3 separate regions of the Homo sapiens genome follow, and all the other regions are linked to region 3. The links are chromatin loops, found by intact Hi-C in ENCODE. Cell type or tissue: HCT116. All regions are shown on one strand. Region 1 has its middle 72 kb from the start of ADAMTS7. Region 2 overlaps SH2D7 (SH2 domain containing 7). Region 3 has its middle 170 kb from the start of TBC1D2B.

Region 1 (8,000 bases), 830 kb after region 3:
GGGACCAGGAGAAGAGGCTGTGGGAGAAGGAGAGGCTACGAAAGCAGGAGGAGAGGCTCACACTCTCCCAGAACCACAAGCTCGACAAGCAGCTGGCCGAGCCACAGTGCAGCTTCGAGGATCTGGTGGGTTGCCCCACCTGGGGAGCCTGCCCTCATCCCTATCCCTCCAGGCCTTTGTTTCCCCACCTGTAAAACGGGGCAGTGCAGCCCTCACATGAAATGGTACTTCTAAAGGCACCTGTGAGCCAGAGCTCATCAGGCCCTCCTCTGATGGCTGTGGGGGAGAGGGGATGATTTTTCTAACCTGCCTCCACCTTTCCAGTGACATGGGAGGCAGACACCAAGTTCAGGGGTCTCCCGCTGCAGTGGATGGCCACTGATTGTTTCTGTCCAGAACAACGAGAACAAGAGCACACTGCAGTTGGAGAAGCAAGTAAAGGAGCTGAAGGAGAAGCCAGGCGAGGTGAAGGAGATGGTAACCTCCACCCCATCCAAGAAGGGCTGGGAGGCGGGCACCAGCCTCTGGGGAAGGGAGGTGCCAGGCCAAAGGCAGCTCCAGCTGGGGGGCAGGTGACCCCAGCACCCTCCAGGGCAGCCCTATGAATGTTTCTTGCTTCCTGCCCTCTGACTTTTAGAGGTGGGTAGCCCTGGGTTCCTCCCAGGTCTGGACATCATCCCCCCAGCTAGAGGCATGGATTCCCCCAATCGGGGGAAGAGACAGTGGTACAAGAGGCTCCTTATGCGGGGCACATTGGCTTGCACCTGTAATCCCAGCACGTTGGGAGGCTGAGGCAGGAGAAGCACTTGAGGTCAAGAGTTTGAGACCAGCCTGGCCAACATGGCAAAACCTCATCTCTACGAAAATTAAAACAACAATAAAAAATTAGCCAGGCATGGTGGCGCATGCCTGTAATCCCAGCTACTCAGGAGGCTGAGGCATGAGAATCGCTTGAGCCCGGGAGGTGGAGGTTGCAGTGAGCTGAGATTGCACCACTGCACTCCAGCCTGGGCCACAGAGTGACACTGTCTCAAAACAAAACAAAACAAAACAAAAAAGCCTCCTTAGATTCAAACTGGATTCCGACCTCGGTTCCACTGGTCACCATTCAACTACTGTTCATCTCTTAGTCTCTGTTTCTGTAACTTCAAAAGGAAGTTAGCATTTTCCTTGCAGAGGTGCTGAGGATTGAATGAGAGAATACCTGGAAAGCATTAGGCATGTAGCACACTTAGCAGATGGTGGTTGGCTCCCTCTGCTTTTCCACCAGTCTGTGGCCTACAGTTTAAATGGTGGGAAGAAGGACATGAGATCTGAGGCTGGGGAAGGAGGTATGGGGTTCTAGGCAAGGGAGGAAGCCTCTTAGGCCTGGAGCAAGGGAGCAGGGTCCTGGGCAGGTGACAGAGCCCCACAGTGCCCTAGCTACCCTATTAATGGGCCCAGAACCTGGAAGCCAGCCACCATGTGCCCTCATGCCCAGGGTCTTCCTGCAGGTGGAGATGAAGAGCCAAGAGTCTCAGAGTCTGCAGCAGCAGTGAGACTAGTACCTGGGTCACCTGCAGCAGTACGTGGCCACCTATCAGCAGCTGACCTCTGAGAAGGAGGCGCTGCACAGGCAGTTACTGCTGCAGACCCAGCTCGTGGACCAGCTGCAGCAGCAGGAAGCTTGGGGCAAAGCGGTGGCTGAGATTATAACATTTTAAAATATGAATACAGTAGTTTAAAACAAAGAAACTGGAGGAAGGAAAAGTAGAGAAAGAGATGCCAATTCAAGTCCAAACCTTTATTTGCCAAGTTTTCTTAGAATGACTTTTACCAATTGATGAATTCCTGTAAACAGAATGTATAATGGAAATACGGAAACTGCCTAAAGTGGGATTATTCACTGCTACTGTGATGCTACTGTAATGTAATAAATTATTAAATTGTTGCAAAGTGCTGTTTTTGCCTTAAAATTTTATGTGTCTTGAAAACTATAGTATTAAGAGTATTGAGACTGTGAAAATGCTGGGGACAGTTGGCATGAGATAATCAGTTTTTATTTTTATGAAATTGTAATGTAACTATGCAAGTGTGTTTATTAAAGGAACAAACTAAAAAGAAGTTACGGGAATTTTAAAAAGTTGTGGGATGAAAAAGTTATGGGATAAAAAATGCTGTGGAAAAGTTGTGGCAAAAGAAGTTGTGAAAAAAAGTAGAAAAATGTTTTATGAAAAGTATTTTAAAAAGTTATGAAAAGGAAGTTACGGGATTTTTTTTTAAGTCATGGGATAAAAATAAAAGCAGGTCTCTGTCGGCACAAGCCTGGAGAAGTGGGACTGGAGACTTCGCCCCCGCCATGGACCAACCACCCCTTCCCAGTCACCCCTTTACCATTAGGGTGGCAAGACAAGATCCCTGCCTAATGGGGGGAGATAAACAGACCCTTTGGCACCTGACCAGGGCTGAGTCCTTAAATTTCTGGATGATGATGATTGTTATTTAAGAGCCAGAGGCTGGCGGAGTTGGTTTGTTTGGAGGAGGCCTGATGGCCTCCCCTACTCTCACCAAAGCAACTTTTCCCTCAGGGGGCTCCCATCTTATTCAGAGAGGCAGCTGAGGCGGGACAGTGGGGCTAACTGTAGAGCAGGTGAGGGCTCGGGCTGCTGGGGTGGCCCCCCTTCCCCAGTGTACACATAGTATCTGTGTAACATTTTGTATATTCCGGGGGGTAGGGCCACCCCTTGTATCATACCTACCAGAGGCTGGAGCTGGCATATGAGGAGGAGGTTCTAATCATTATTTACGGCTGGGAAACTTATTTATTGATAGCATAGGACAGAGGAAGGAGGAGGGGATGGGGTCCTGGCTGCCTTGGTGATGTGACTCCTGTTTATTTTGCTTTCCATTTTGGAATAAATGGATTTAGCCATACTGCTCAGCCTGGTGGGTTCCCATTTCCCTCACTGGGTCCTGGAGTTTGCGCCACTGAATGAAGAGCCCCAGAGTGAGCATGTCCAGCTGGGCTGTTGGGGACCTTCCAGGCCTGTTACCTGTATGCTGCCTGGTGACACCTGGTAGATTGCATGGGGATTGCTATGGCGCCTATGGGGCACAGTCCGGCCCTGACAGCCAACAGGCTCAGAAGCCTGATCTAGCGGTGGCCGGGAAGGCAGATACGAGCACCCAAGGCCACTGACTTCCATTCACCCCAGTCGTCTTCGGTTCCGTCCCCTTGCCTCCCTCTCCTGTCTGCACAGGGTGGCCTGTTCTGTCTGGCCCTCTAGAGTGTCAGCTGCCCCGCAGGCTCCTCCAGGCTGAGTTCATGGTCCTGCCCCCTAGTGGCCAGAGCCAGCTTCACAGGATAAGAGCCAGCTAAGCTCCAGGGGCTTTCCAGGAAGTGTCCCTTGGAAAGGGTGTGGCCTTTTCACCGCTCCCAACAGCACCCTAGAAATGGCTTGGCTTTTTCCCTCCCCTCAGCTCCACAGAGAACACAGCCAGCAGAGGACACATTCCCCATCATCCAGAAATGGGTTTGATTCTCAGCCAAGGGACACCAGGGCTGGTAGAGACTGTCAGGCCACACAGCTGCCTGCACAGCACCCCCATGCTTGGTGGGGGGTGGGAGGGATGGCGGGGGGTGGGACGGTGGGGGGGTGGGACGGATGGCGGGGGCTGGCTGTCCACAGGCTGGGCATGACAGGCAGGCTCACTGGAGGTGGCACACTTTGGAGGGGCAGTGTCAGGGGAGACCTTCCTTTTGTTGGGCCACAAGACTCCACAAGGACAGCACGGTGACTGATTCCCAGTGCTAGAGGCGAGGTGGTCGGCCATATGTAGGTGTGTGTGTGTGTATATATATATATATATATGTATATTTATATATATATTTATATATATGTATATTTATATATATATTTATATTTATATATATATGAGTATTTATAGCTATTTATAGAACAAGGCAGGGGCATACCACAGAGGGGCCACAAGTTTTCAGCAATGGTCACACCTGGATGTGTCAGCTCACCACTACAACAGACTAAGTCACAGATGAAGGGGGCTGGCTTTGGGGCTGGGGAGCCACTGTCAAGTCACAGGACACCCGCCCAGGCAGGCTTGGAAAGGGAGGTCTCTGAGAAGAGGAGGATCTGTTTAGAGGTTGGAGTGGGGCTGGAGCTCTCAGGATGGGATGGACTTGCCTAACCCAATCAGTTGGCAGTTGGAGAAAAGCAGAGAGAAAATAGGAGAGAGAATAGCAAGCAGAGAGCTGGTGATGCAAGCGCAGAGCACGGGCATGTCGCAGCAGCTGTGGGAGGGCCGGGGAGGGGAGCGCGCAGGTGCGGGTGTAGCAAAGGTTCCTGGAAAAGAGGGGCTGGAAGGGAAAGGGGAGGAAGATGGAGGGAGAAGCCAGAGCTTCACAGGTAGTGCCTGGGGGCTGCGGCAGCCCTCCCCAGCTCACACACACTGGCCTCTCCCATGGCACCCAGGCAGTGCACCCACACTTCAGACCAATGCTCAGCCGCTTTGGGCTTCTCTCTTCTCTGGTCACCCTGCCTTCCAACCCACTGGCCCAGGGCCACCTCTTGCTTGGGGAGCCCCACCCAACAGCCACCTGGCCTGATAAGGAACACTGCTTGAACCAAAATGGTGAAGCTATAAGGGATGGATGGCTGGAGTGAGTACCAGAGGCCCCTCTGGTGGTGAGAAAGTCCAGGGTCCTCTGAAGGGACCCTGGGGAAGGCAGGGAGGGCAGGTAGCCGGATGCCACTGGCCATAGACTTATAAGTCTAAGAGGGGAGCCTCAGCTGGTTGCGGGGTGAGGGGGGCTGCAAGTTTCATAGCTGAGGCTGGGTCCTTCCTGCTGGGAAAAGCAGAAGAGGGAGAGTCCATGGCAGGAGAGGCAGGTGGGCTCGCTAGGCGGAGCTCAGCTGGGCCAGCAGGCACTGTGGTCCCCTTGGCTGAATAGCACAGGCGACCCCTAGGAGCAACAGGCCAAGGTGCGTGAGCCTGCTGGTCGGCGATAGTGCTTCAGTGGGGGCCAGGGACCCTGCCTTCAGTCACACGCTAGCAGCTGCGGTGGTACCTGGCAGGGAGGGAAGGGGGCTGTGTGTCCCTGCCTGGCCTGTGAAGTGTGTTGTGGGATGACCGTGTGTATGGGACTCTTAAGGTTTTATCCTAGATCACCAGGGATTGCCAACAGATAGAGGAGGTGGGACCCTGACTATCACCCCTCCTCTGCAGTGGGTTTGACTCTTGACACTCCCAGGCTGGGATCTGGATACCCTGACCTGGCAGCATGACTCAGACTGCACGACAGGTACAGCGTGCCCAGGATGACGTTCCTAGACCTCTAGCTGCCTCAGAGTCCAGCCGCACACACAACCCCGTCCAAGCTCCCAGCCCCTACACCATAAATCATGAGCTCTCTGCCCTCTCTGATGACTACAGAGAGCACCCATGTCTGCCAGCTTGGGCATGGAGACTGTTCCAACAGCCCCCAGGCTCAGCCATGGAGGCCTTGGGCAGTGGCGCTGAGTCCCATGGCTTGCAGGGAAGGGAGGTGAGAGAGCCAGCAGCACGAGGACAGAAAGAGGAAAGAGCAAATCTGCAGCTCCAGAAGGGAGGGGCAGGGAGCCTGGATCTGAGGTCCCAGGTGCGCCCCCGTGTGGAGCCGGTGCAGCGGGGCAGGAACACCGTTCATGGAGCAGGCGGTGAGGCATGTACCTACCATGGCTGATGCTCCTCAGGGACCACTGATAGTGATTCTGAAAGCATCAGATCAACATGACAGGTCACACGCATGGGTGGGGCAGGCCTGGGGTTGGGGGACACACACACACGCACATGCCGGGGTGTGCACACACATGCTATGAGGCCCCACAGCATGCACAGCCGGCATGCACACGCTAACACACATGTCCACAACACGCATACGCCTCCTTCCCCGCCACATCCTGGTACCCAGCACCCTCACTGGCTGGCACGTGCAGCACAGATCTGGGGTGTGCAGCCACTTGGCACACTGAAGCACACATGTGAGCAGAGTCACAACACAGAAGCTCACCCAAACACAGAGGTATTTGCACCAGCTCCCTGCACACTCATGCCTGGCATGCTCAGAGGACCACCGGTGCTGCTCATGGAGACAGGGCTTGCTCGCTAATGTTCAGCTGTCATTTATTTACCTCAGGTCAGAGAGTCTGACCCACCTGAGAGCCTTCCATGGCTCCCTATGGCCTGCAGCATTGAGCCCCAAAAGTCAAACTCTTCGGACTTTGAAGGTCTTCCACCCTATGCCCCACCCTCCCCACAGATGATTCTGAGGATGGCGGGAGAGGTCAGCTGTGACTCTTTTGCTCAACTGTTGGACAAGAGTAGGCTTGAAGTTGATAATCTCTATTCCTCTCCCGGGTAGTGCTTCTCAAACTTCAAAGAGCATAGGAATCACCTGGAAATCTTGTTAAATGCAAATTTGCTTCAGCTGGGCTGGGTGAGATTGCCAGTCCGTATGTCTAACAAACTCCCAGGTGAGCCAATGCTGCTGGCCCACTGACCACCCCCTGGGTAACAAAGCTCTATGGTTTTAATTTGCATTTCCCCAGTGGTTAGTGTTGAGGATCTATTCATGTGCTTTAAGTTAACTCATTTTTAAAACCTAAATAAATGTACTTAAAAAGGAAACTTTTGCTATAGGAGGCCAAGGCAGGTGAATTGCTTGAGCCCAGGCATTCAAGACCAGCCTGAACAACATGGTGAAACTCCGTCTCTACAAAAAATAAAAAAAATCCAGCATGGTGGCATGTTCCTATGGTTTCAGCTACTCAGGAAGTGAGGCAGGAAGATTGCTTGAGCCTGGGAGGTCGAGGCTGCAGTGGCTGTGATTGCACCATTATACTCCAGCCTAGCTGACAGAGCAAAACCCTGCCTTAAATAAATGAATAAAAAGAAACTTGTGGTTAGTGGTTCTCAAAGTGTGGTCCCTGAGCCAGCAGCATCAGCATCCCCATCAGCTGAGAACTTGTTAGAAATGCAGATTCTCAGGCGCCACCCCAGACCTCCTGAATCAGAACCTCTGAGGCGTGGGTTCAGTGACCTGTGGTTTAACACGCCCTCCCGGTGAGAATCGGTCTCATTCACTACAGATAGAAGGAAATGGTTAAAATCAATTCATCCGCATATCGCCTAAAATCCTCCTGTGGGCCCCAGGTTGGCACAGCACACTTTTGGGCAGGAGCCCCACTCACAGAGGCCGTGACAAGAATGCTCCTGCCCCTGGGGTTGTGCAGTGACAGCTCACACAGCTCCACGTGGCGGTTCTGAGTTTGGGAAGCGCTGATGTAGTCCTACTGCAGCCCTTCCTGCCCTTCACCGGACTGAGGAAATCCAGGCTCTGAGGAGGGCGAGACTTGCCCTAGGTCACCCAGCAACATGGTCAGTCTCCTTTCCCAGGGCCCTCACAATGCGTGGCCTGTTTAAAGCCTGCCTCTATTCACTGCTGAGTGAAAAATCCAGCTTCAAAACAGAATATGGGGAAGGATACTATCTTGTGCAACTTAAGTTTATAGCTGCAGATACATGAGAAAAAAAGTCTGAAAATACTGTTGAAGTAGTTACTTGGGGAGAGAAGGGGTTTGCTGGTTTTTGTGTTTTTAACTTTTATATTTCACAATTTTTATCACAATGTTTAGTTACATAATCAAAATTTATTAAATGTTAAAAATTGACATGAAGCCTGATCCAGCCACAGCCTATCATTGGCAGAGCCAGGAAGCCTTCCAGATACAGCAGCCCTGCACCTGCCCCCGGTCACACCCTGGGCCTGGGCACATGCTAGGTCCTCTGTCTGGACACCCTCACCCCCTGGTGGCCTCCATGTCAGTACCCACCAGCACCTCCTGTGGGCGAGGGCCGCCCCTGCATCCAGCCCTGGGTACCCCCTAGCCCAGAGGGCACCTCATGGTGTGAGAGTCCGCCTGCCTGTCTCTAAAGAGAGGAAAGCTCCTTGGGACATGTGTTCT
Region 2 (8,000 bases), 200 kb after region 3:
GAGGGCCAGAAGCCACATCCTCTGCTTCAGGCCTCTTCGCTCCAGCTGTACCCTCAGGTCAGGCTGGCTCTTCCTGGAACTCTGTCCCTCAGGAAACTTCCTGTTTTGTGTGTCACTTCCCTTCCTATCCACATGTCCCCTTCTCTATAAGGGTGGACAGCTGGCTTGCTACCCCACTCCCAACAACCCCCAGGCCTGGGATGCAGAAAACAGGACTGATCATCTCCAGAGAGAACACCATACGTGCCCCTCCTCCCTGCCCTGACCCTGGGCAGAGCGGGCTCAGGTTGCATTTGTGGGAAATCTACTCTTAGTGACCACTTGGCTATGCAGCTTTTCCTGAAATATAGGCCTGTAAGAGTCCCTCCCTCCTTGGGGGTTTAAGGATTGAGACTGAAGCAACTGTCCCTGTGCCTGAGTGGTTAGCACTCCCAAATGTTAACCAGAGATACTGTCAGGGAATTCACGGAAGGTTCGGGGCATGAATGTGTTTTCCTCCCGATGGCACACGCACTGAAATCAAAGTTAGTGCCTAAAGCAGGAGGCACTGCCTAATGCCGAGAGGTGAGACACCAATGGTGGGATTTCAAGGATCAGAAGCAAAGGTACCCTCAAACATTTCCTAACATTAGCATACATGGAGAGCAAAGGGATGCAAAAGTGTTTTACTACCAGGAGTTCACAAATCTGTGGACAGCACACCAGTGAGGATTCCACGGTGTTGGGGAGGCAGGCAGGGTGGTACTCATGACCCAGAGGCAGAGACAGGAGCAAGAGCCCTTGGGCCCACTGCACCCACAGCTTCACATTGTGAAGGAGGCCGGGAGAAGGGGAACAGGCAGGGGTGGGAAGCAGCCCAACCTTGGGTTTTGGAAAAAGATTGCATAGCTCGTTAAAACCCTGACCTCTTTTTTTTTTTTCCGCTCTGTCCTGGGTGACCAGGGTGTCTGCCAGCACTTGGACACGTCAGACCCCACCACCTCCTGTTGGGTTATCTGCTTTTCCCTCTTTGGGGGGGTGGGGAGCATTTCTGGAGTAGGAAAGGACTGGGGCATGGGGCGGGGTGCGGAGGGCCTGGAGAGAGGCCATGGGTCCCGGGGCTGGACCACAGCGGGGCTGTGGGAAGGGTCCTAACCTTCACAGGCCCCCTTCCTGGTTAAGGTTTTTTTTTTGCTGAAAGGGCCACAGGATATATTTGTGGTGTAAACCCCAGAGGCTGCCACTGCTTTCCTGGGGAGCTTGGAGGCCACACCCATGTGACTGCAGGGCAGGATGGTGGACTTCTAGGCCCCTACAGCCTCGGCAGTGTCCTCAGATCCGGATGTGGAAAGTGCTAGAAAGAGAGAAAGGGCAAGAGAGGGTGAGAGGCCCTGGGTCGGGCAGGTAAAGGCTCCTCAGGGAAAAGCACAGCAGGCCCCAGCCCCATGCTGGACAGTGCCTCATTAGGGAACCCTGCATAGTGGATGCAGGTAATCAACACTGGGGGAAGACGGAGGAACAGCGGTGCCCAGGGAGTTCTGCCCCCACTTATCACTGAAGGGGCCCCCAGGTCTTCAACCTTCCCCCTGCAGGGGACAAAGGCCAGTCACACGTCTAGGGCAAGGGTGGCTTGAACGTGACCTCCTGCTTCCTGGCCGCACACCACTGCTCACAAATAGCGAGTGATAGGGGCCTCAGCCCCAACATCCCGGCCTGCCCTGCTCTGCCCTGCCCAAGCCCGGCCCCTGTAGTGGCAGCACCTGAGGAAGTCAGGGGCCTTGGCAATCATGTCCTCGAAGTCAGCAAAGCCCAGCTTGCCGTCACCGTCCAAGTCAGCCTCCTCAATGACCTTGTCGCACACAAGCACCACCTCCTCCTCATCCAGCTCTGACTTAGTGAGCCGGGCCAGCGTCAGCTCCAGGTCCTCCTTGCAGATGAAGTTGTCAGTGTTGAAGTCTGTAGGGCAGGGGTTGGACATGTTCAAGTCCAGGCTGCGTGCACCCAGGGACCCCTACACTATAGCTCTTCCTCCTAGCTGGCCCCACTACCTCCACCAGCTTCTGATGTCCCCAGAGCATCTCCATGCACACTCTTGGGATACTGGATCCCTGCCCCCAAGAGGGCTTACCCACCAGGCATCGCTTAAACACCCACATCCACCACCAACAACAACCCCACAATGACTAAACCACATCCTGAAGCAGGTCAAAAGTCCAAATCTGAGGTTTCCTGAGAACTTCAGGCTTAGGCCAGATAGCCCTTCCTGGCCTTAGCCCACAGTGGACCCAGTGTTCCCTTTAGACTTCTAGAGCTAAGGAAACTAAGGCCCAAAAAGGCCATGCGATTGAATCAAGGTGGGAGAGCCACTCGGAGATGGAGCAGGGATTCTGACTAGGGCCTATGGGACTCTAAGACCCATGTTTTCTAAACTGCACCCCGTTGCCTCAGTGGTGTGTGACCAGAAGACACGGTGGGTCAGGAGACTCAAAATCAAAAGACCCTTAGAGAGGGGCCTGTGCCTGGCCTTTGTGCACACAGAGCAGGGAACATGGTTTGATTCTACCCAGCAAAAGGCACTACCACTGCCCCAAAGCACAGCAAAATGGTTCAGAGGACCGAGCCATGCCTGGCCACATCAAAGTGAACTCTCTCTTCTTACATTTTGAGCCCAACTACCAGATCTGCGCATGTGCTGTTTCTTCTGCCTGGGGTCCCTTCCCAGCAAACTCCTGGTCATCCTTCAAATTTTGGCTCACACATCACCTCCCAGTGGCGGGGCTTTCTAGCGATAAGGGTCCTCTTCCCCGCAAATGAGCTTCTGTTGCCCATTGGCAAACTCTGACATTAATGGTAGTGACAAAGACCCATCATGTGAGCATTATATGCTCTTTCTCATTTAATTTTCAAAACAAAACTATGAGGCAGGCACAATTGAATCTCCACTATACACATGAAGAAACAGAGAGGTGGCCAGGCGCGGTGGTTCACGCCTGTAATCCCAGCACTTTGCGAGTCCGAGGTGGGTGGATCACGAGGCCAGGAGATTGAGACCATCCTGGCTAACACGGTGAAACCCCGTCTCTACTAAAAATACAAAAAAAAAAAAATTAGCCGGGCGTGGTGGTGGACGCCTGTAGTCCCAGCTACTCAGGAGGCTGAAGCAGGAGAATGGCGTGAACCCAGGAGGCGGAGCTTGCAGTGAGCTGAGATCGCACCACTGCACTCCAGCCTCGTTGACAGAGCGAGACTCTATCTCAAAAATAAAAAAAGAAACAGGGAGGTGAAAAGGAGAGGTACCTGCCTGAGGTCACATCCCGGTCATTGTTGGACCCTAGAGCCCAAGCTCTTGGGGTGACTCTGCCCTGTCTATCTCTGCAGAGGCCTGGGCACAACTCTAGGGTATGCGTCAGGGAGTATTCATCTCTGCCCATGGCATGGGACATAGCAAATCTCTGGAAAGATTTGCTGGCTGGCTGGCTGAATTCCTGTGGCCATTTAACCTGAGTAAACTGAGGCTCAGAAGTGAGATGATCATTGTTGCAAATGAGGCCCCAGGCCTCCCCAGCGCCAGACTAGGAGGGCCCTGGCTGCCTCTCCCCACTCCACCCCCAGCCTAGAGCAGCAAGGAAGCCACAGTTCTTCCATGTATTCCTGTGCCCACCCGGTCCATGCGATCTGCACGCCCCTGTCTTGGGCAGACAGCAGCCCGTCCCAGGAGCAATGCTATGGGGTCCAAGACCGGGCGGATGTTGGGTGGAATCTGAGAAGCTTTTTACATGAGCCATGTGGGCATAGTTTGTGGAGGGCAGACTGGCAGGTATTTTCTTTCTAATATGCAAGCAAAACGTGGGTGCACAGACAGAAACCAAAGTCCTCTGAAATAAACATGATAACTAGAAAGTGAAACGTCAGTCTGGGCGTGGTGGCTCACACCTGTAATCACAGCACTTTGGGAGGCCAAGGCAGGCAGATCACCTGAGGTCGGGAGTTCGAGACCAGCCTGACCAACATGGTGAAACCCCATCTCTACTAAAATTACAAAAATTAGCCAGGTGTAGTGGCGGGCACCTGTAATCTCAGCTACTCAGGAGGCTGAGGCAGGAGAATCGTTTGAACTTGGGAGGCTGAGGCAAGAGAATCGCTTGAACCCGGGAGGCAGAGGTTGCAGTGAGCCGAGATCACACGATTGCACTCCAGCCTGGGCGACAGTGGGACTCTGTCTCAAAAAAAAAAAAAAAAAAGAAAAGAAAAGAAAAAAGAAAGCAAAATGTCAGCCCCTGATAGGCCCTGCTGCCTTTGGGATCCAGTGTCTGATCAAACGTGCTGAGGACAGGAGCTTTGACCTTGACTCTTCAGGTCCAAGTTGGGTCCCAGCCCCTTCCTAGGCCTTAGGCATCTCAACTGAGGTCTATCTGAGGATTTGACACCAGTCCCCATGGGTCTGTCAGGCCAGCAGAGGGGGTGAGCTCGTGGGTATGAAGTTTTCTCCCTGTGGCTGTGGGAGAAGCATGAGTCCTTGGCTCATGAGTGCCCGCCGCCCTCTGGTGGCTGGTGAGACAGCCAGCCTGAGGGCAGAGCTGGGCGGGGTGAATCCAGGTGGCCCTACCTCAGGCAGTATTCGGGGGGGCTCCAGAGGCCCCCCTGCAGGCCTGGCCTTACCACCATGGCCTAGGCAGCCTCTCTGGCTCCTCCATTTTACACCTCAAAGCTGCTGAGTGATCCTTCTAGAAAACAGAGCTGCCCTTCCTCACTGGAAACCTTGCAGTGGCCCTGGTGTCTGGATCACTAGGTCCAAACTCTGTGGCTGGCTCCCACAGCCTGGCCCCAGATTCTCTCCAGACTCATACCGCCCCCTGTCCCACCACCTTCCAAGTTCCTCCCATCTCCTTATCAAGCTCTGCGCTTCCCTGTGTCTGCATGGGCTGCGCCCTCTGTCAGGTCTGCCAGCCCCCTCTTCTCCAGTCCAAGCCTCTGCTAGTCCCTGCTTAAAGGTCATGCCTGGGACCCCTCTCACACTAACCACCCGACCTGGGATGGGTGAGTCCCTCCCTCCTTCGTTCTCAGGACCCTCACAGATGTCTCTCAGGGACTGATCGTCTCCCTTGGCCACCCCACTGGACAGGCACTCTTCAGAGGACAGATCAGCTTCACTGTTCTTGGTGTCCCTAGGGCAGGAGCCAGTAGTAACCAGACAGCCTAAGGGCCCCACATGTTCCCCCACCGCATATTCAGGCCCCCTCCTCTAGCCCTGGTTACCATAGATCTTGAAGGCATAGTTTGCCTTGAGCTCTCGGGGAGCCGACTCGCAGAGCACGGAAAACATGTCCACAAAGTCGTTGAAAGTGAGGTTCCCCTCACCATCCTCGGAAAACGCCGCCACGATCCTTTCTTTGAAGGGATTCTCCTGAAGAAAACACACACAGCAATCACTGTGGGTGCAGGATAAGCAGGAGGGCCCCGGAGCCAGACTGTGGACAGCCTGTGTGACCCTGGAGGAGTGACCAAATCCCTCTGAGCCTCGGTTTCCCCATCTGTAAAAAGGGAATAATAATAACACCTTCTTAATTGGGTTGTGATGGGATTAAATGAGCTAAAGTATGTAAGGTGTTGGTACCAGGCCCGGCACATGTAAGAGCTCAGGAAGCATTCTACTGGGTCATGTCACATCATTAAGATGGGCACAGCCAGGGACAGTGGTGCACGCCTGTAGTCCCGCTATTTGGGAGACTGAGGTGGAGGAATCACTTGAGCCCAGGAGTTTGAGGCTTCAGTGAGCCATGATCGTCCCACTGCACTCCAGCCTGGGCGACAGAGCAAGACCATGTCTCCAAAAAAAAAAAAAAAAAAAAATGCTGAGCACAGCCAGTGTGTTATCACTGGAGGCACTGCCTCATCTGAAGCAGAAGCAGAAGCACAGATTCGTCCTGTTACCCAGAAGAGCACACAGAGGCTCTGCCTGGATGTGTAGGGCTCTGTCCCCAGCAGAAGAAGATGACAGCCCAGGGCACTGGTGGCCCTCAGCTCAGGCCGTGTCAGGCCAGGATCGTGGGAGGTGGATGTGGGGTCAGATAACTGGACCAGTCAAGCAGCAAGAGCCATACAGCCAGTTCAGGCCCAGGTCTGCTGTCACTCTGCTCCTGTGAATTCTCCCCTAGACCACCTTGGATGCTGCCTCTCCCAGGGAGCTGTACACGGATGCCTTCCTAGATCCCCAAATCACTCATCCTGCAGCCCTTCCATCCCAACTGAGCTAGCGCTTGGCTAGCGCCATTCCGTGCCCAGCCCAGGCCAGTGCGGGAGGCTCAGAGACAGACCACTTGGGTCCTACCCATGAGTGTCTCACCTGCTCCAGCAACCCTCTGAGCTTGCTCTTGAGCCCCTTGCTGGGCCAGACGGGGTGCTGGTCCAGGGCTGAGCCTGGGGCCCATTGTCTCTCAGGACTGAGGTCACAACCAGAGTGCAGGCCCCAAGTGGATGCCATATAGCACTCTGACTCCACCTTCAAGCCACACATCCCAGGCCTGGCAAGGGGCTACTGACGAAGTCCCACTGCAATGGGGAGTTGTGCCCCAAATGCCTTCTTAATGCTGAATGCACTTTACATATTATGGATAAGGAACTCATGAAACGAAACATTCAGATATATATGGTCTGAGGATCAGCAGCATCAGTCTCACCTGGGAACTTGCTCGAAAAGCAGAATCCTGACTCTACTCCACATGTACTGAGCCTGAATTGGCATTTGGACAAGATCCCTGGGGAGTTTAAAATTAAATTTTAACAGGTACGTTAAAGTCTGAGAAATGATGCTATGGATGACCACCATGCTGACCTCAGTGAGAAGCCACAGCCAGACAACGGGGAGACAGAAAAGTTATCTAACAAAGCAGACACAGGTCTGCCAACTACAGCAGGCTTGGGGCCACTTAACAAAGGGACAAGCAAATGAGCACAAGCCCATGGCCTGCAGTTGGGTGGCCACTGATGTACAGCACCCTTACAGAGCCCACATAGCTTATTTATTCAGAGTACAGATGAGGAAACTGAGGCACAGAGAGGTTCTGTGATCTGCTCAGAGCCACGCAGACACAAAGGGTGGAGCTGGGTTCAGCCTAGACCTGGGGGCCTCTGCTGCTGGTCCAGAGGCACAGATCCCCTGCTCGCCAGCAAGAGGTCCTGCACATACCCGGAGCTCTGGCATCTGGATGATGAGGCTCATGGGCACGTGGACGATGGGGCTCTTCCTGTAGTCCATTGGGACGAGGTTGGGGGCCAGCTCATAGAATCGCGAATGCAGCCTTGGAGGAAAGCAGAGAAAAAGCGCTGGAGGGGGTGCCATCCCTAAGCCCCAGCAGCCCGGTGCTGTCCTGCCTAGGCCTCTGCCTCTGCAGAACATCCTCAGCCAGGACCAGGTAAGGGGCCAATGGGAGGCTCTCTGCTCTGCCCACAGGGTGTGAAGTTGGGAGGGAGGTGAGTTCTGCCCAGACCTCTGTGCTGATAACCAGGTTGTGTCCAGGCCTCCCTATTTCCACCACACCCACCCCATCAGCACCACCACCATCACTCCTTGGGCCTGGGTCCAAATCTTTTAATTTTTTCTCCTTTGGGCTCTCATAAGGGTTTTCTATGCTCAGGATACTGTGCTAAGCACTTAACACATCACCTAATTTAATCCTCCTCCACATCACTGTGCAGACAGATGCATCCTGACCCCAGCTTACTGCTCAGCAAACAGGGCTGAAGAGGTTAAGAGTGATTTGTCTAAGGCCACATAACTAGGGAGCATCAAGGGCCATGGGTTGAGCCCAAGATGGGAAATCCAAGCAGAAACTCTTAGCCACTCTTCCCCCTTACACTCCTGAGGGTCCATCAAAGCCTGGGCCCACTTCGTGGCCCCACCACCCCAACTTAAGCCCTGAGGGTTGGGTCTCTCTGGGAGAGCTCTCAGCAGTCCTCACACCCTCAGGAAGCCCCTATGAATGGGTCACCCATAAACTCTCTAACTGGGGGCCATCGGGACC
Region 3 (8,000 bases):
CATAGGGATGCTGTGTTAACTGCAGATGTGGCCGTAGGAGCACTTTGCTAACTGCCAATGTGAGTTCAGACTCTTCAGAGTATTTGACACCCAGGTTTATGGTGAGGTGTGACATATGGGATGTAAGGTTTAATGCCTGCTCCGACTCCAGTCTTGCTAACACATGCGAAACATTTGGCAAATCATGACCCTCCCTTGGGGAAAAGAGCAGTCTGGGAGAGCTTCTCCAAGGCAGCCTGGCTTCAACGCAGTCCGGGGCATGACTGAGATAGAATTATGTGGCGAGGAATTGGAGGGTATCTGGGTACAGAGCTGCAGTGTGGGCAGAGGTGTAGTGTGGGCCGCATCCAGGACAGCCACTGGCCAAAGCAGGGAACAGAGACGGAATGAGGAAGAGCTCTGTGGGGAGGGTGGGGCATAGGGTGGAGAACCTTCAAAGTCCGAAGAGTATGACTTGTTGGGGCTCAATGCTGTAGGTAGTAGGGAGCCATGGAAGGCTCTTAGGTGGAGAAATGACAGCTGGACATTAGCGAGCAAGCCCTGTCTCCATGAGCAACACCGGTGGTCCTCTGAGCACGCCAGGCACGAGTGTGCAGGGAGCTGCTGCAAATGCCTCGGTGTGCGGGTGAGCTTCCGCGTTGTGACTCTGCCCATGTGTGTGCTTCAGTGTGCTGAGTGGCTGCACGCCCCAGATCTGTGCTGCACGTGCCAGCCAGTGAGGGTGCTGGGCACCGGGAGGTGGCGGGGAAGGAGGCGTATGTGTGTTGTGGACATGTGTGTTAGCGTGTGCATGCCGGCTGTGGGGCCTCACAGCATGTGTGTGCACACCCCGGCATGCGCATGTGTGTGTGTTCCACAACCCCAGGCCTGCCCCACCCATGCGTGTGACCTGCCATGTTGATCTGATGCTTTCAGAATCACTATCAGTGGCCCCTGAGGAGCATCAGCCATGGTAGGTACATGCCTCACCGCCTGCTGCATGAACGGTGTTCCCGCCCCGCTGCACCAGCTCCACACGGGGGCGCACCTGGGACCTCAGATCCAGGCTCCCTGCCCCTCCTTTCTGGAGCTGCAGATTTGCTCTTTCCTCTTTCTGTCCTGGTGCTGCTGGCTCTTTCACCTCCCTTCCCTGCAAGCCATGGGACTCAGCGCCACTGCCCAGGGCCTCCATGGCTGAGCCTGGGGGCTCTTGGAACAGGCTCCATGCCCAAGCTGGCAGACATGAGTGCTCTCTGGAGCTGTCAGAGAGGACAGAGAGCTTGTGGTTTATGGTGTAGGGGCTGGGAGCTTGGAGGGCGTTGTGTGTGGGGCTGGACTCTGAGGCGGCCAGAGGTCTAGGAATGCTGTGCCTGTCGTGCAGTCTGAGTCATGCTGCCAGGTCAGGGTATCCAGCTCCCAGCCTGGGAGTGCTGAGAGCCAAATCCACTGCAGAGCAGGGGTGATAGTCAGGGTCCCACCTCCTCTATCTGTTGGCAATCCAGTGGTGATCTAGGATAAAACCCTGAGAGTCCCATACACACGGTCATCCCACAACACACCTCACAGGCCAGACAGGGACACACAGCCCCCTTCCCTCCCTCTGAGGTACCATCATAGCTGCTAGCATGTGACCGAAGGCAGGGTCCCTGGCCCCCACTGAAGCACTATCGCCGACCAGCAGGCTCACGCACCTTGGCCTGTTGCTCCTAGGGGTCGCCTGTGCTATTCAGCCAAGGGGACCACAGTGCCTGCTGGCCCAGCTGAGCTCCGCCTAGTGAGCCCACCCGCCTCCCCTGCCACGGACTCTCCCTCTTCTGCTTTTCCCAGCAGGAAGGACCCAGCCTCAGCTATGAAACCTGCAGCCCCCCCACCCCGCAACCAACTGAGGCTCCCCTCTTAAAGTCTATGGCCAGTGGCATCCGGCTACCTGCCCTCCCTGCCTTCCCCAGGGTCCCTTCAGAGGACCCTGGACATTCTCACCGCCCAGAGGGGCCTCTGGCACTCACTCCAGCCATCCAGCCCTTATAGCTTCACCATTTTGGTTTAAGCAGTGTTCCTTCTCTATCAGGCCTGGTGGCTGTTGGGTGGGGCTCCCCAGGCAAGAGGTGGCCCTGGGCCAGTGGGTTGGAAGAGAGGGTGAGCAGAGAAGAGAGAAGCCCAAGGCGGCTGAGCATTAGTCTGAACTCTGGGTGCACTGCCTGGGTGCCATGGGAGAGGCCAGCATGTGTGGGCTGGGGAGGGCTGCCACAGCCCCCAGGCACTACCTGTGAAGCTCCGGCTCCTCCCTCCATCTTCCTCCCCTTTCCCTTCCAGCCCCTGTTTTCCAGGAACCATTGCTACACCCGCACCTGCACCCTCCCCACCCTGGCCCTCCCACAGCTGCTGCAGCGTGCCCGCCCGTACTCTGTGCTTGCCTCACCCGCTCTCTGCTTGCTTTTCTCTCTCCTATTTTCTCTCTGCTTCTCTCCAACTGCCAGCTGATTGGGTCAGGCAAGTCCATCCCGTCCCGAGAGCCCCAGCCCCACTTCGACCTCTAAACAGATCCTCCTCTTCTCAGAGACCTCCCTTTCCAAGCCTGCCTGGGCGGGTGTCCTGTGACTTGACAGTGGCTCCCCCAGCCCCAAAGCCAGCCCCCTTCATCTGTGACTTAGTCTGTCATAGTGGTGAGCTGACACATCCAGGTGTGACCGTTGCTGAAAACTTGGGCCCTTTCTGTGGTATGCCCCTGCCCTGTTCTATAAATATCTATAAATACTCATACATATATATACACCTACACATGGCTGACCGCCTTGCCTCTAGCACTGGGAATCAGTCACCATACTGTCCTTGTGGAATCTTGTGGCCCAGCAAGAGGAAGCTCTCCCCTGACATTGCCCCTCCAAAGTGTGCCACCTCCAGTGAGCCTCCCTGTCATGCCTGGCCTGTGGACAGCCAGCCCCCGCCATCCCTCCCACCCCCCACCAAGCATGGGGGTGCTGTGCAGGCAGCTTTGTGGCCTGACAGTCTCTACCAGTCCTGGTGTCCCTTGGCTGAGAATCAAACCCATTTCTGGATGATGGGGAATGTGTCCTCTGCTGGCTGTGTTCTCTGTGGAGCTCAGGGGAGGGAAAAGGCCAAGCCATTTCTAGGGTGCTGTTGGGAGTGGTGAAAAGGCCACACCTTTTCCAAGGGACACTTCCTGGAAAGCCCCTGGAGCTTAGCTGGCTCTTATCCTGTGAAGCTGGCTCTGGCCACTAGGGGGCAGGGCCATGAACTCAGCCTGGAGGAGCCTGCGGGGCAGCTGACACTCTAGAGGGACAGACAGAACAGGCCACCCGGTGCAGACAGGAGAGGGAGGCAAGGGGACGGAACGGAAGATGCCGGGGGTGGATGGAAGTCAGTGCCCTTTGGTGCCGGTATCTGTCTTCCCGGCCACCGCTAGATCAGGCTTCTGAGCCTGTTGGCTGTCAGGGTCGGACTGTGCCCCATAGGCGCCATGGCAGTCCCCATGCAATCCACCAGGTGTCACCAGGCAGCATACAAGTAACAGGCCTGGAAGGTCCCCAACAGCCCAGCTGGACATGCTCACTCTGGGGCTCTTCATTCAGTGGCACAAACTCCAGGACCCAGTGAGGGAAATGGGAACCCACCACGCTGAGCAGTATGGCTAAATCCATTTATTCCAAAATGGAAAGCAAAATAAACAGGAGTCGCATCACCAAGGCAGCCAGGACCCCATCCCCTCCTCCTTCCTCTGTCCTATGCTATCAATAAATAAGTTTCCCAGCCACAAATAATGATTAGAACCTCCTCCTCATATGCCAGCTCCAACCTCCGCTAGGTACTATACAGGGGGTGGCCCTACCACCCGGAATATACAAAATGTTACACAGATACTATATGTACACTGCGGAAGGGGGGCCACCACAGCAGCCCATGCCCTCGCCTGCTCTACGGTTAGCTCCACTGTCCCACCTCAGCTGCCTCTCTGAATAAGATGGGAGCCCCCTGAGGGAAAAGTTGCTTTGGTGAGAGTAGGGAGGCCATCAGGCCTCCTCCAAACAAACCAGCTCTACCAGCCTCTGGCTCTTAAATAATAATCATCATCATCCAGAAACTTAAGGACTCAGCCCTGGTCAAGGTGGCAAAGGGTCTGTTTTTCTCCCCCCATTAGACAGGGGTCTTGTCTTGCTACCCTAATGGTAAAGGGGTGACTGGGAAGGGTTGGTAAGAACATGGTAGGGATGGAGACTCCAGCCCCACTTCTCTGGGCTTATGCTGACAGAGACCTGCTTTTATTTTTATCCCTTGAGTTTTTTAAAAAAATCCAGTAACTTTATTCATAACTTTTTCAAAAACTTTTCATAAAACATTTTTCTACTTTTTTTCCACAACTTTTGCCGCAACTTTTCCACAGCATTTTTTATCCCATAACTTTTTCATCCCACAACTTTTTTTAATACCTGTAACTTTTTTGTTTGTGTTCTTTTAATAAACACACTTGCATAGTTACATTACAATTTTGTAAAAATAAAAACCGATTATCTCATGCCAAGCGTGCCCAGCATTTGCGCAGTCTCAATACCTTTAATACTATAGTTTTCAAGACACACAAAATTTTAAGGCAAAAACAGCACTTTGCAACAATTTAATAATTTATTACATTACAGTAGCATCACAGTAGCAGTGAATAATGCCACTTTAGGCAACAGTGTTTCCGTATTTCCATTATACATTCTGTTTACAGGAATTCATCAGTTGGTAAAAGTCATTCTAAGAAAACTTGGCAAATAAAGCCTTGCATTGGAATTGGCATTTCTCTACTTTTCCTTCCCCCAGTTTCTTTCTTTTAAACTACAGTATTCATATTTTAAAATGTTTTAACTTATTTTAAAACTTAAGATAGCAGTTACGTTTTTGAATAGTTATATTCTTTTAAAATGACTGTTTAAGATAAAGTTTTAGAGAAACTATACTATGGATAGCACTGATTTACATTTTCACATTTTCTAAATATCAGCTTTGGTTTTAGAACTGACTTTTTTTCATTTCTGGAAAGCCTATCAGGTTTAATCAAATACTTTAAAAATGATTATATATTGCAATCTTTAAATAGGTTTTTAATTCTTCCTACAGAAATTCAAATTTATTCAGTTGAACCCACACTTTAAAATTCTATGTTTCTGATTAAACTCTACCCTTCTAATGTTGCCTTCTAAGCAAATTGAAAGCTGCCTTATACTGAATGAGGAAGAGAACAAATACTTGGCTGAATGAGGTATTGCAAAGGACCGCATGCACTTTGAAGAAAGACTTAAGTTATTGTCATATGATTTGCATTCTATTTAATTTTTCTTAAGTATATGACAAAATACCTACACAAAGAGTGGTATTTCAGTTAATATAGTACATTCATTTTCCAGACTGACATTCAGCTTAAATATGCCAGTGTGTGATTTAATCCACAGGTACCTGATGAACACATTATTGTCAGATTGGTTACAGGTGCTAAAGGCTATCTGAAGGTCATTCCTAGTCGTTTATCTTTATCAGGGTAAAAGTGAAGATATAAAAATACCTTCAAAATAATTTATCAATGTATTAGGTAAGCCCACCTTCAGAATTATAAAGAAAAACTGTTAGACCAAATAAGGTGGCTAATTAACAGTGATATGATTTCTAGCCTGAGGGTCTAAATTGGACTTAAACTGTCTTTAAACTGAACTCAAAGAATGCAAAAGCAGCAAGTTCAGAAAATAAAAGGCAAGAACAGGTCTTTAAGTCCATTTTAAACCCTCAGGCTAGAAATCGTCCTACTGTTAATTAGCCACATTCGTTGGTCTAACAGTTTTTCTTTATAATTCTGAAACTGAGTTCATCTAATGCATTGATAAATTCATTCAATTTGGAAGAGTCAGTTGAAGTCACAAGGACTTAATATTTGCACTATTTCAGTGAATGCAGGCACATCTGTTATTCCATCTGTAAAATCGTATTATTGCTCTCCTATTAATGTCATATGTATAAAAGTATCGTGAGGATGTCAAGTGGTAAAAATGGAGATGGTCTAGTAACTAGAAATGCCCACCCCAGGGAGCGCACACGCATCTCTCCCTGCATCCTAATAATGTGACGTATTTTGGAACACAGACATTAGAACTTCATGAAATTTTAGCTGTTGATTCTTTCCCAAGCATCTTAAAGTTATGACTTAGGCAATGTATGACTGAAATAACTCATTCATCATGTATAGGCACATTAACATAAATATGGCACAAAATATGCCTCTAACTGAAACCGAGAGGTATAAAAACATCTTTCACTCTTTGTGAAGAACTTTGTGAGGAAGCATAACTCTGTGATTGTATAGACACTTTTCCTCATAATACTTGGACACTCACAAACAGTAGATTGCACGGCAGCTTGTAAACATTTTAAGTTGCATAAACTTCACCTTGATTTTCATATGTAGTATAATACTGTCTACTAAAACTCCTTTTTGTTTCAACTAAGTACTCTCTCATATATTGGTTTATAATAATGGTTGTTATTATTTTTAAAGTGTTTTCCATTCAAAGAAAAGAAGTAAATTCCTATGTCAGAGTAACTAATGTGGTTGAAGAATAGGTATTAGCCAGAGAGGTCTAGATGATAAAATCAATCTTCTAGCCTCAAAGAAGCTCCATGAACATAGAGGAAGGCCAGGTGTCACACAGCTTTCCTTCACTCGAATTCATTCTTGACTAGCGCCCGTATGCCTCTTCCAGGGACATTTAAACTCTTAAAGGATTTCTTATGATCTTCACTAAATACCTTAAGAAGAATGCCAACCGGTGCCCTTTTGTGTACTGGGACATATACTCATGTGATTAAAACAGGTAACATGAACTCTGACTTTAAAATGTATTGTAGATATAAATGCTCTACGCTAGAAAAGGTTTTCCACATCCACAGTCAATGATGGGAGCCTTTCATTCCTCAGAAATAATCCCTTTTTAGGTCATCGAGAAAGGGTACAACTGCTGCAGCTCATGATGCAATATCTTCATAAGCCCAGAGCACACACAAATCCTAAGGGAACTACCATAGTACAGTGCTCATTCTTGGCACCAGAACAAATGAAACACACTGTATCCTGCACACACCTGCCAGAGCAGGCCACTTTCCTCTTCTGTGAGATTTAAAAAGCTCCCCAAAATGTTATGACTCCCATCCCCAATACACAGAAAATAGGGGAAAGGCTGTTTCCAGTTCTCGGCCTTTAAACAACTCTAAATGTCAGTACTCACAGTGGCATATTACAAAGTAATAAACAGTGCGCACTTGAGGGCAAACCACATATTGAGCTAATGAAGAGCTCACTGTGGTTAGGATTCAATCAAACGTAATAGCAGAACATAAGCACATTTTATCTGAATTCTGTAATGAATATATGTGCTGCAATAACATTTAAAAAGCATGGCAGCCTGTTCCAAACCAGCAAGAATAGTTTTGTGCAAATAGTGGGTCTTTGTGTGTATGAATTCCCACCACCTAAGGGCAAACTCGATATGCGTGCTAATGACCTACAATTATCAAGTAAAAAATAAAAATGCTAAAGGATGCCAGAAAGAACATCAGGGAAAGACCAACTCTCCCTTAACTTTTTACAAATAAATTTAAACGGTAAATTAGAAACACAAATAAATGTGAGTGGCTCTAGCATTCAAATGGAGTAAATGAATTGTGTAGGAGATGAACCCTGTAACTTTTTGTTGTTGTTGTTGTTTTAAATTTCTTGACCAGCTCTTAGAAGATGATGATGTTTATCTCCCTGTTCTCGGCTGCCTGGTAAAAGAATGGCACGCAGGGTTTGCTGGGCAAGCCTGGGTGCTCCTAGGTGTCCTGCATTACAGGAGACAGCTGCACGATCTGCTGTGCAGTGGGGTTGTCATGGGGAGAACCCTCCCTGGCCGCTCCTGGTGCAGGCTCCACATTGTTGTCCAGGCTCACTTCATAAAAATCTTTGGAGAGAGGGAGGCGGGGGTCTGAGCACAGTG

What was found. Hi-C counts contacts between places; a loop is a spot of excess contacts. Peaks named below come from ENCODE experiments on the same cell type or tissue, not always from the same donor. Only the 100,000 strongest peaks of a DNase experiment are listed, where the experiment ranks them.
Region 1: it touches region 3 in a loop (9-fold over the local background); 2 of 110 quality-filtered maps call a loop at or near these places.
Region 2: a loop joins it to region 3, with 12 times the contacts of the local background. A loop is called at or near these places in 12 of 110 quality-filtered maps.

The regions. Positions count from the first base shown.
Region 1 is chr15:78,734,999-78,742,998 of GRCh38, forward strand. It overlaps the pseudogene LOC646934 and the pseudogene DNM1P37. Among named protein-coding and RNA genes, the nearest start is that of ADAMTS7, 72 kb to the right of the region's middle. RefSeq lists enhancers at 63-564, 4,461-5,440, 5,441-6,420. In HCT116, CTCF peaks have their summits at 3,314 (motif pointing left), 5,655 and 5,857; DNase peaks (open chromatin) are centred at 3,293 and 5,623.
Region 2 is chr15:78,104,000-78,111,999 of GRCh38, forward strand. SH2D7 (SH2 domain containing 7) reads left to right here. Exons shown (of 6, transcript NM_001101404.2): 6 at 1-363. CIB2 (calcium and integrin binding family member 2) reads right to left here. Exons shown (of 6, transcript NM_006383.4): 3 at 7,166-7,277; 4 at 5,236-5,383; 5 at 1,740-1,935; 6 at 607-1,333. The coding sequence ends at 1,312. Among named protein-coding and RNA genes, the nearest start is that of SH2D7, 15 kb to the left of the region's middle. RefSeq lists an enhancer at 29-98. In HCT116, a CTCF peak has its summit at 4,515 (motif pointing left); a DNase peak (open chromatin) is centred at 4,472.
Region 3 is chr15:77,907,348-77,915,347 of GRCh38, forward strand. It overlaps the pseudogene DNM1P9 and the pseudogene GOLGA6FP. Among named protein-coding and RNA genes, the nearest start is that of TBC1D2B, 170 kb to the right of the region's middle. In HCT116, CTCF peaks have their summits at 1,032, 3,302 (motif pointing right) and 3,508 (motif pointing right); DNase peaks (open chromatin) are centred at 1,034 and 3,454; H3K4me3 peaks cover 472 bases; H3K27ac peaks cover 992 bases.